Linked DNA regions of Homo sapiens: region 1 is linked to region 2. The links are chromatin contacts, found by Hi-C in ENCODE. All regions are on one chromosome and are shown on one strand. Each heading gives the region's core, a stretch centred on a gene start or an enhancer-like site at or near the end of the contact. The rest is flanking DNA. Distances are from core to core; before and after follow the strand shown. Region 1 holds the start of DEXI (Dexi homolog). Region 2 holds the start of TMEM186 (transmembrane protein 186).

Region 1 (5,343 bases), core at 2,708-5,207, 2.1 Mb before region 2:
CACATAGTGAACCCTCCTGCTCCCCACTCTTCAAGACTCACAAACGTTTACTAAATGCTGCTCCATGCTAGAAAGGTCACAGCTGAGAACTGTGGCCCTGCCACTACCCCTACCCCACTCCCGGGGACACATGAGAAGTCCCTATCTAATTCCCTCCCACCAATCCTTTCCACAGCCCCGTCTCCCTTCCACTACTTCCCACCATATCCCTAACCCTATCTTCCTCCTTTCCCATTAGTAGTCTCAGGATCTCCTTCTGGAAACCTGCCTATTTCTTGACACTGAAGATTTGTCTACTCCCCTCTTCAGCATCCCCGCCATTTCCCTCCCTAAAGCCTTTCCCTTCATACAGATCTCTATTTTTCATCATCCTCCACACCTGCCCCCAAATCCTGGGTCCTGGCCTGCATGCTCTTCATCTCTCCCCAATTCAATCATTCATTTTTCCACTCTTTAAGTAAGCAGAGAGCAGTCCTAGATGCTGGGAATACAACTGTGAACAAACCAAGCAGTCTGTGCCCTCGTGAAGTGCCAGTTTAACAGAAGACAGAAAATAAGTATAAATAAAAAATAAAGAATAATCGCAGAGAGTGGAGAAGCACTCAATGAAAGCAAGAGAAAGATGTGATGGATAGGAACTGGGATGGGGGGAGCACGTTAGGTAGGGTGGTCTGGGAAGGCCTCGCTGAGCTGATAATAAACACAGCTACCACTACTGGCCACCTACTATGTACCTACTGGGTCAGTCACCTTCCATTTCCATTACAATGTTCACGATCCCCATTTGCAAATGGGAATCTGGAGGCTCAGAGAGGTGAAGTAATTTGCCCAAGGTCACACAGCCAGTAAATGGTGGTTTCAGGATTTGAACGCAGGTGTGGCTGCAAAGCCAGCCTCTTAATTTCTGCACTCCTGGTCCCAAGACCCTATCTGCCACCTGTCCTCCCCCAGAGCTGTAGAGTCATTCCCTCCTCAGAGGTCTCTATTTTTCATCATCCTCCCCAATCGCCCCAAAATCCTGGGTCTCAGCGTGCATGCCCCCAGCTTAGACTCCCCTCGGAAAATAATCTGTTCTTTTATAATAATTAATGCCGTTTAATGAGCAATTGTACGTGTTCTGAGCTTAACGTTCATTCTCTTATCCAACCAACTCTCAACACAATAGCAGGAAGCAGGTGCTGTCACTCTACTCTTTTTACAAGTGGGGAACCTGAGGCCTACATTCACACAGATAGATTCGGACCCAGATCTGCCCGACTCCAGGACCCAGGCCTTTGACCCTCTAAGCTGTTCAGTTTAAGAAGTACCCCGCCAGGAAACTTGGTGGACACCGTCAAGAACAAAGTCTGTGTCCATAAACTGAAATCGCATCCTCTCGCTTTACAGGTGGGGATACGGAGACTCTGAGAAATTAAGCGACTTGTCCAAGGTCACACAGCCAAGAGCGACGGGGTCAGGGTTCGAACCCAGGCGCCCTGACTCCCGAGCCCTCGCTCTTAACCACCACACGGGCTTCCCCGGGCGCCCTTCGCCGCCGCTCTCACGCCTCCTAGAGCCCCGACCCGGAGCTCGGCGCCCCGTCCCCCTGTCCAGCCCCGAGGCCTCCCGCTACGCCCCCCACACTCACTTGAGGTGGTCCAAGGAGTGGATGTTGCGGGAAGTCTTGCCATGGCCCCCGCCCACCCAGCTCCGCGAGCGGCCAAACATGTCGGCGGCCCCGACCCGTCTCTCGTCTCACGGTCTCATGCCGGACCAGCAGAGCGGCCCAGCGCCCGCGGCGGTAGCACAAGCGGAGGATGCGGCGGCGGAGGCGGTGGAGGAACCGCGAGCCGCCTTCCTCCCCGGCCCACAGCCCAGCACTGACATTCAGCCGGAACCGGCCGTTCGACCGCCGCGCTTTACGGCCGCCGCCGCGTGGGGCGCTGGGAAATGCAGTTCACCCGCGTGGCCTTCGGCGGCAGGACTCCGCGAACGGACTACAAGGCCCGGCATGCATCGTGCAACCGCGGGCCTACGGCCATCCACAAAAGGCGGGGCGAGAGGAGGAGCGACCGCAGAATCCTCCGGGTGGGCGGGAATTGGAAGCTTTGGGCGCAGTCCCGGAGAGGGAATCGGCGTAGATGGGTCAAGGAAAGTCACCACTGTAGTAACAATTACTAGATTTATAATAAGAATAAGAATAGTATTGGATGGTGTATACTATGCAAAGCCACTATCCTAAGGGCTTTACATATTAAGGTATTTAATTTTCACAACCATCCTATGAATTGGGTACTATTATCGAACCTATTTTATCATCAGGGAAACGGAGTCACTGAGAGGTTGACTTACCCAAGATCATGCAGTTAACAAGTGGCAAAACCAGGGTTCATAACCACGCACGCACCCTTATTTTTCATTCCCTTTATAAACCAAAACGGCACTAGATAACAACCTTATTTGTCCTGACAGCCTTTTTCTTTTTCCACTTCAATTAAGTGTGTGTGTGTGTGTGTGTGTGTGTGTGTGTGTGTGTGTGTGTGTGTGTGTGTGTTGGAAAAGGCTGGATGCAACAATGCACCAAACTGAACATTTTGTACTTCCAGAGGATTCCTCTGGTCTTCAGCCAGAATCCATGCTATTTCCCAAAGTACCACGTTAAAATGAAAAAGGAAACACCCAACTTTCTGCATGAGCCAGAATATATCTAACTTCTACCCTGGATTAGAAGTGGTAAGTTCAGTGTGGGCAAGACTTCTCAAGTTTACCATCCATTCATTCATTCAGTCACTTCTACATATCAACCTTATTAAAGGTCCACTGTGTCCCATTAACTCTGCTCAAGAAAGAACTGGGCCAGAGGCCAATGTTCTCCCCAGTGCCTAGCACAAGGTTTGGCACATAGCAGGTGTTTAACAAATATTGGTAGAGTGCATGAATGAGTAAAGGTTTGTTTCACCTTCAGCAGTTGGAGAAATGGATAAGAGTGGAGAGTTAATGGTTTGTCCTGTAATTCATATAGAGTGGGGCAAGACAAAGTCATGGAGCAAAAAAGAACAGGATCTGGCCTCCAAAGAAACACACCCAGGCTCAGAAATGTAGGATCCCTGGGCTCGTATTTTTCATCTGTAAAAAGTACGCACATACATACTACACTGCCTTGTATACCTCCGATTAAGCGATGCATGTAAAATACTCAGCTCAGTGTGGCCTGAGATTTAAAGGTTTCTTGAACTGCTTTGGAAGGCTCTTTGGGCGAGATCATGTTTTCCTGAAAGACATGCAACGGTTACCCAAGAGCAGGGGAACCAGTGGGTGGGAGAGACTCACTTTTCTGTGTACTTCACGGTTGTTTGAATGTTTAGCCATGTGTATTATTGCTTTTAAACATGATTCACAAAGTAAAAAGAAACAAAAAGCATCCTTATGGTTGAAGATCTGAACTACCTCGGAATCTCTTTATTCAGGTGTTCCTTAACTCTAGGATGCAGGTTCCGTAGTGGGCGGACCTTCCAGCAACCAGAGTTTGGAGAAGCGAAGGGGACACTGGTGGATCTCCACCATGAAAATTGGCGCTTTGGGAATGTCCAAAATTTCCAGGGCAACCGTCCGTCGCCCCTCCCCGACCCCGCCTCCTTTTAAAGGAGAAACGGAGTCCCAAAGAGGCATGCAGCAAGGTGCAGCGGTAGCCCGGGTTTCCTTCGGCTTTTGCGGCCTTAGCATTATGTCTAGGTTTGAACTGTGTTCAGTCTCTTTTACCTCCCCCTATTCGATACGCAGAGCGAATTCGATTTGAGATCTGAGGGCAGACCCGAACCAGGAAAGCAACTCAGACGCTAGGGCCCCGAGGGGCGGAGCGAAGCGGTACCCGCCCCCTGGCGGCCGGAGCCAATCAGCGCGGGCGTTGAGCCGGCCAATTAGCGCGTGCAGGGGGCGGCCTGCCAATGAGCTCGGGGCCCCTCGGGAGGCGGAGCTCCGAGCGCCACCGGGAGGGCTACGCGGCGGCCGCAGCCATGGGTGCTGGGCCTGCGGGGGCGCGGGGGGTGCGCGAGGACCTGCGGGGCGGGGCGGGAGAGAAGGCTGCCGGGACCGGCCCTAGACACTGAGCCGCGGTGGGATCCCCACCGGCTCTGCGAGGCCCTGCGAGCGCCAGGGAGGCGCCACGAGGGAGCCGGGCAGCCGCGGGCCACTTCAGGGGGGCCCGCCTCGCCGCCCGGGCGGTCGAGAGATCCTTGGGGGCACATCTCGGGGTGCGGTGACCCGCCCGGCGCATTTCGGGGGTCGGGGCGCAATTGCCAGGGGACATCTGGAGCCCGGCCCTGCTTCTGTCGGGCTCCAGGGTACCCCTGGATGGCTGCGCTGTGCCCTCGCCGGCCGCCCGGGCGCCGCAGCGGCTGAGTTCGCCGGGATCGCCGGGCCGCCGCCCTTGCCACCCGCTGCATGCTCGGCGCCCGGGTCGCGGCCCACCTGGACGCACTGGGCCCCCTGGTCCCCTACGTGCCGCCGCCGCTGCTGCCCTCTATGTTCTACGTGGGCCTGTTCTTCGTCAATGTGCTGATCCTGTACTACGCCTTCCTCATGGAGTACATCGTCCTCAACGTGGGCCTCGTCTTCCTGCCCGAGGACATGGACCAGGCGCTCGTGGACCTCGGCGTGCTCTCCGACCCCGGCTCGGGCCTTTACGATGCTGACTCGGAGCTCGACGTCTTTGATGCGTACTTGGAGTAGGGTCTCGACTGCTGTTCCCCTCTTCCCTACACGATCCGCAACCCATGCCCTGGACCAGCCGCCCAGATCATGCCGCCGCAGCTGGTTGGGGGCACCATCTGGACGGGGATGGTTCCCCAGGAGGAGACCCTCCCCTGCCTCCGAGGCCTGTAAGTGCCCTCTCTGAACAGGATGAGGGCGGGTTGGGGCGCTAGCAAGGGAGAGGGAGGAATTCCCAGGCCGGATACACACCCCTCCCTCAGGCTTCTCCTCCGTTCACCTCCTCCAGGTCTAACTGGATGCCAGGAATGGCCAGACTCCTCTTAAGCCCTTCGTTTGGGCTGGAAAGCTTCCTCCAGCAAAGGGGACAGCTGGTGAAAAGGAAGGAGACCCCGAGACTAAGTTACATTTGGGGTAGCTCTGTGACTTACCCCCAAAGCTTATGGAAAAAGCCTTCGCTCCCAAATCCATTTGAGGCAGAGCTGTCAGCTCCTCCTCCAGTCCTCATCCTGGCTTGATGATGACCTTGGCTTTTGGGGGATTCTCGCTTGTCCTAGAAGGATAAAGATTTAGGGGTGTCAGAAGACACAGGGAGCCAGGCACGAATCACCTTTGTACTGTGGCCCTTGGGGTAGCTGGGTGGGGATTAAGTGCAGG
Region 2 (4,848 bases), core at 260-2,759:
TGCACTAAAGTTGAGTGGTTACTATAGACCACATAGTCAGCAAAGACAGAGAAGTATTTGCTATATGGCCCTTTACAAAAAATGAATTGGGGACCGGAGTTTTAGACCACTATGGGCTTTTAACAAACCCAAGTGTGTGATCACTGAATTTCAGAATCAGAAAAAGCCTTTGAAGAACTTGGGAGTTGAGCGTCATCACTAGGTAAATCAAACCTGTGGCTGAGAAGGGCAAAATGATACGTCTAAGGTCACACGCATTTGACCTGGACTTCTGGAGCACACCATTGTTACCACCAAGCGAAAACTATGAGGGGTGAGGGTAGAAGCTGAGGATAGTGAGACCATTGGGGTCCAGTCTCAAGTTGAAATGGCCAGTGTTCAGTGGCCAATTTCTGAAAAGGGGCCAGGAGAGCCTCACCTCAAGGCTGATCGTAACTGAAACTTATCTGTGCCTGTAGCAGCAAAATCTGAAAGTGGAAAGCAAGTTTCCAAGGGCCCAAAGAGGCTCTCAGCGGGCAGCCTGTAATAACCTAGGGCTCCTCCATCTCCCTAGTCCATTGCAGGGGCTGGAGATGGGTGTGGTGGAGGTGGCTACTATTTACTGAGGCCTAGTGTGTTGTGTCCAACATACTTTCAAGAACTTACACAATCTCATTTGATCCTCACAGACACCATATGGAACAGGTAACATCCCCATTTAAAGCTGTAGATGTTGAGGCTCAGAGAGGTTAATGACTCGCTGAAGGTCACACAGATGTCAAGAGGTGAAGATGAGACTCCACTAGGTCGGTTTGACCTGGAAACCTGTTTTTAATATCATGACTCACGGCACAGCCCATTGGTTACAGGATTGGGGCCGACACATAGCTGATAAGGGGGCCTGATCTTGGGTTGAAATCCTGGTCTATCAGTCCCGAGCACTAGCGGTGAGTCCAGATTACATTTTCCAACCTAGCACAAGTTTCCTGCTCTTAAGAGTTCTTCAGCCCCGTCTCATCTTTCCAAGCACCAGAGCTCTTCAAGAGCTGGTTAGGGCCTCCCTCTCATTCCTCCAGTGCACCCAGAATAGGGTTCAGCGCCGTGAGGACGTAGGCGGTCCTTAGCCACCCCTTGGCGCCTACCCTGGGTGGTCGATAGCCCCAACTGGGAACAGCACGGGCTCCGCGTCGGCTGCCAGCAGCCCGCCGGCCGCCACTTACCTGCCGCGGGGCGGTGAGGGTCCCATCCACGTCGAAGAGGCAGAGCGCTGGGCCAGGCGCTGCCATGTCCCCAGTTTCTAGCCGCACCTTACAAGACACGTTGGCACGAGGAACTCGGCCCGGAACTTCCGGGTTCGGCCGCTGAGTCGCAGGGCACGTCGGGAAGAGGAGGGGACTCCGTTCCCATAACGCCTGGGAGTAGCGGCAGCCACGATTCCTGGACCGCAACTCCCAGGGTGCAACGCAGATCACGCCCGCCTTGTACATTCGAGCATGCGCTCTTAGGGGTTCCGGGGGCCGGTGGGATTTACTTCCGGCAGCAGGTGGTGGGGCCATGGTAAGGAGGCGGGTGGCGAGCCTTGAGGGGGTGATGCTCTTTGGGGTCGGGGTCAGGGCTGGGGCGGGCAGGCCCGACGCTCGGGTTTCGGACTCCGAGGATCCGTGGGAGGAAGCTCTGGCGTGTGTTACAGTTCGCTTTTCCCGGGCTTTCTCTTGCCCTCCTTGGGTCACATGCGCACAGTAGTAGTAGCTAAAACTCGCCGAGCTCTCACAGTGCATTAGGTACTAAGTTGAGGACTCTGAAACCATCCTCTGGTTCACTGTGTTCTGAGTCCCCATTTTGAAAGGCGAAGAAACCGAATCTCAGGGGTGTGGAGTAATTTGCTCACAAATTACTGTTGGAGCCAGAATTGGAATAAGAGCTTTTACTGCTTCACTACCCACCTAGTAATACCCTTGTGCTACGTGTTGGGGCCTCCCTGCCTCGCTCCTTCTCCTTCTCCGCTGTTTCCCCTTCCCCAGACTAGGCTAAGAGAAAGCAGCAGTTCCCTCCAGCACCCAAGATAGCATATGAATCAAACAGAGAATTAGAAAGTTTATTGGAATAAATATCTCACAGATTTGTTGCTCGAGTTCCCCACTAAGACACTGATTATTTAGTTTCCTGCTTGGGGAAATGTTCACACCCCCTTGTGGATACATTGTCCAGCCCAGAGTTTGTCCTCCCTGGATATGTTTTGAATTAATGACGGCCGCACCTCCTTTCCTGTATTTATTTGGAATTGCCTGGTGGAAGGAGGACTCTGCTGCACTCACTGACTGTGTGATCTTTGGTAAATATCTTACCCTCTCTGGGCTTAGTTTCCCTAGTGGTAAAGTGGAAATAGTGATAACTATCTTAGATAGCTGTTGTGATGCCCACATGAGATAGCATCTGGCTTTACCCTTCCCTCGTCTGGCAATAACGGTTACCTTGCAGGATTGGCAGAAGCCTTAGAGTATGGTGCTTTGCAGATGTTCACCGTGTGATTAATGTGGTTGAGTTCCATGAGAGAAATGGTCTACTGTCTCCCTTTCAGGCTGCCCTTCTCCGAGCTGTGCGTAGGTTTCGGGGAAAAGCTGTGTGGGAAAGGCCTCTCCATGGGCTGTGGTGCTGCAGTGGGCAGGAGGATCCTAAGAGGTGGGTGGGCAGCAGTTCACCCATCTCGAAGGAGAAACTACCAAACGCAGAGACTGAGAAATTCTGGATGTTTTACCGTTTTGATGCCATCAGAACCTTCGGGTTCCTGTCACGACTGAAGTTGGCACAGACTGCCCTGACAGTGGTAGCTTTGCCACCAGGCTATTACTTGTACTCCCAGGGCCTCCTCACTCTCAACACCGTGTGCCTCATGAGTGGGATATCGGGCTTTGCCCTGACCATGCTGTGCTGGATGAGCTATTTCTTACGGAGACTGGTTGGTATCCTGTATCTGAATGAGTCTGGCACCATGCTGCGGGTGGCCCATCTGAACTTCTGGGGCTGGCGGCAGGACACATACTGTCCCATGGCAGATGTGATTCCCCTGACAGAAACCAAGGACCGGCCTCAGGAGATGTTTGTGCGTATCCAGCGGTACAGTGGGAAACAGACCTTCTACGTCACCCTGCGCTATGGACGCATCCTGGACAGAGAGCGTTTCACACAGGTGTTTGGGGTACATCAGATGCTCAAGTGAACAACTGGGACCTGGACCTCTGGGTAACCCTGGGTCGCCTGGATTAACAGGAAGGCTGAGGGTGTGGGCAAGGCTGAAGAAAGGGGACTGGGTACTTGGAGACTTTGCCTGGGCCCCTGGGAACATGTGTTTTGTGGTGAATAAATTCACAAGGCAAGAGCTGGTGTACAGGTTTAGGAAAAAGGCTCTAAGCAAGTTCTTACAGCACTTGTTTGTGACATTCAGTCAGATAATGGCCAGAAGTTTTTGTTAAGAGCCAGTTCTTAGAAGAACCTATGCCAAGGTCACCCATAGAGTCCATTGGTGTGAAAGAGAAAGGCAAAGAGGTGTGGCGGGGGAGCGTAAGATTTGGAGTCAGAAGTCTCAGTTCTGTCATTTGTCCTGGAGCAGGTTATTGAGTCTCTTTGAATCTTGGTTTTCACATCTGTAAAATGGAAAGTCCTGCTTGTTTCATGGGATGGGTGTGGGAATAAACAATAAATGTCAAACGTGTGGCAGACTCAACAGCCTACAGCAGATATTATTAAGCATTTGGTCAGAGGTTTTAGCAGGGAGAAAGGCTTCGAGCAGTCAGCAGGGACTTCCAGAGCCCTGTGCTGTGCCCCTCACATATCCAGCGGCAGAAGGGTCTGTCAGGATGTTAACTACACATTGACGAGCAGATGTCGTCCAGGTAGGCACGAAACCCCAGTTGAGATTTGTTCACCACCCAGAGGTCTAGAGGCTCTTGCTTTGGATGGCCCTGCAGTGTAATAAAGCCAAATGCACCGGATGCTGGTACGTTATTTTATAAACTTAAGCCAGTTATATACATTGCCCCACATAATTAATAATATATGTTCATTATACAATTTGTAACACAGTAAAGAGGAAGGAAGGCATGATCTTTATTATTTTGCCACTCGAAAGTCAATAAGAATGTTTTATCGCTGGGGGCGGTGGCTCACACCTGTAATCCCAGCACGTTGGGAGGTCAAGGTGGCGGATCACGAGGTCAGGAGATCGAGGCCATCCTCGCTAACAGGGTGAAACCGTGTCTCCACTAAAAAATACAAAAAAATTAGCTGGGCGTGGTGGCAGGTGCCTGTAGTCCCAGCTACTCGGGAGGCTGAGGCAGGACAATGGTGTGAACCTGGGAGGCGGAGTTTGCAGTGAGCCGAGATCACGCCACTGCACTCCAGCCTGGGCGACAGAGTGAGACTCCGTCTCAAAAAAAAAATATTTTTTTTTATTGTGTAGCCTTCCATTTTTCTTAACCATACCAAGATACACCTAACAAATTTATCCTTTTAATCATTTTTAAGTGTGCAATTCAGGGACATTAAGTATATTAACAATGTTGTACAGGCTGGGCACACTGTCTCATGCCTGTAATCCCAGCACTTTGGGAGGCTGAGGCGTGTGGATCACTTGAAGTCAGGAGTTCAAGACCAGCCTGGCCAACATGGCAAAACCCTGTCTCTACTGAAAATACAAAAATTAGCTGGGCATGGTGGTGGGCACTTGTATTCCCAGCTACTTGAGAAGCTTGAACCCGGGAGGCAGAGGTTGCAGTGAGCCGAGATTGCACCAATGCACTCCAGCCTGGGAGACAGCCAGACTATCTCAAAAACAAACAAAACAAAAAATGTTGTACAACCGTCACCACCATC

What was found. Hi-C counts contacts between places; a loop is a spot of excess contacts on that map. Pooled maps may share reads with other maps.
Region 1: a loop to region 2 is called in a map of CD8-positive, alpha-beta T cell, with 28 times the contacts of the local background. The contact joins the promoter of DEXI here to the promoter of TMEM186 in region 2. A Hi-C loop is called at or near these places in 4 of 168 maps with a recorded cell type or tissue (B cell, CD4-positive, alpha-beta T cell and CD8-positive, alpha-beta T cell) and 15 of 50 pooled maps.

Annotation. Positions count from the first base shown.
Region 1 is chr16:10,941,082-10,946,424 of GRCh38, reverse strand. DEXI (Dexi homolog) reads left to right here and starts at 3,957. Exons shown (of 2, transcript NM_014015.4): 1 at 3,957-4,856. The coding sequence starts at 4,420. The coding sequence ends at 4,707. CLEC16A (C-type lectin domain containing 16A) reads right to left here and starts at 1,861. Exons shown (of 24, transcript NM_015226.3): 1 at 1,628-1,861. The coding sequence starts at 1,707. It also overlaps a transcript of CIITA not described here. RefSeq lists enhancers at 1,789-1,848, 2,069-2,248 and a silencer at 3,818-4,367.
Region 2 is chr16:8,794,300-8,799,147 of GRCh38, reverse strand. It overlaps TMEM186 (transmembrane protein 186), which reads left to right and starts at 1,509. Exons shown (of 2, transcript NM_015421.4): 1 at 1,509-1,536; 2 at 2,558-3,968. The coding sequence starts at 1,534. The coding sequence ends at 3,196. It overlaps PMM2 (phosphomannomutase 2), which reads right to left and starts at 1,309. Exons shown (of 8, transcript NM_000303.3): 1 at 1,200-1,309. The coding sequence starts at 1,265. RefSeq lists enhancers at 526-1,220, 1,533-1,582, 1,221-1,915.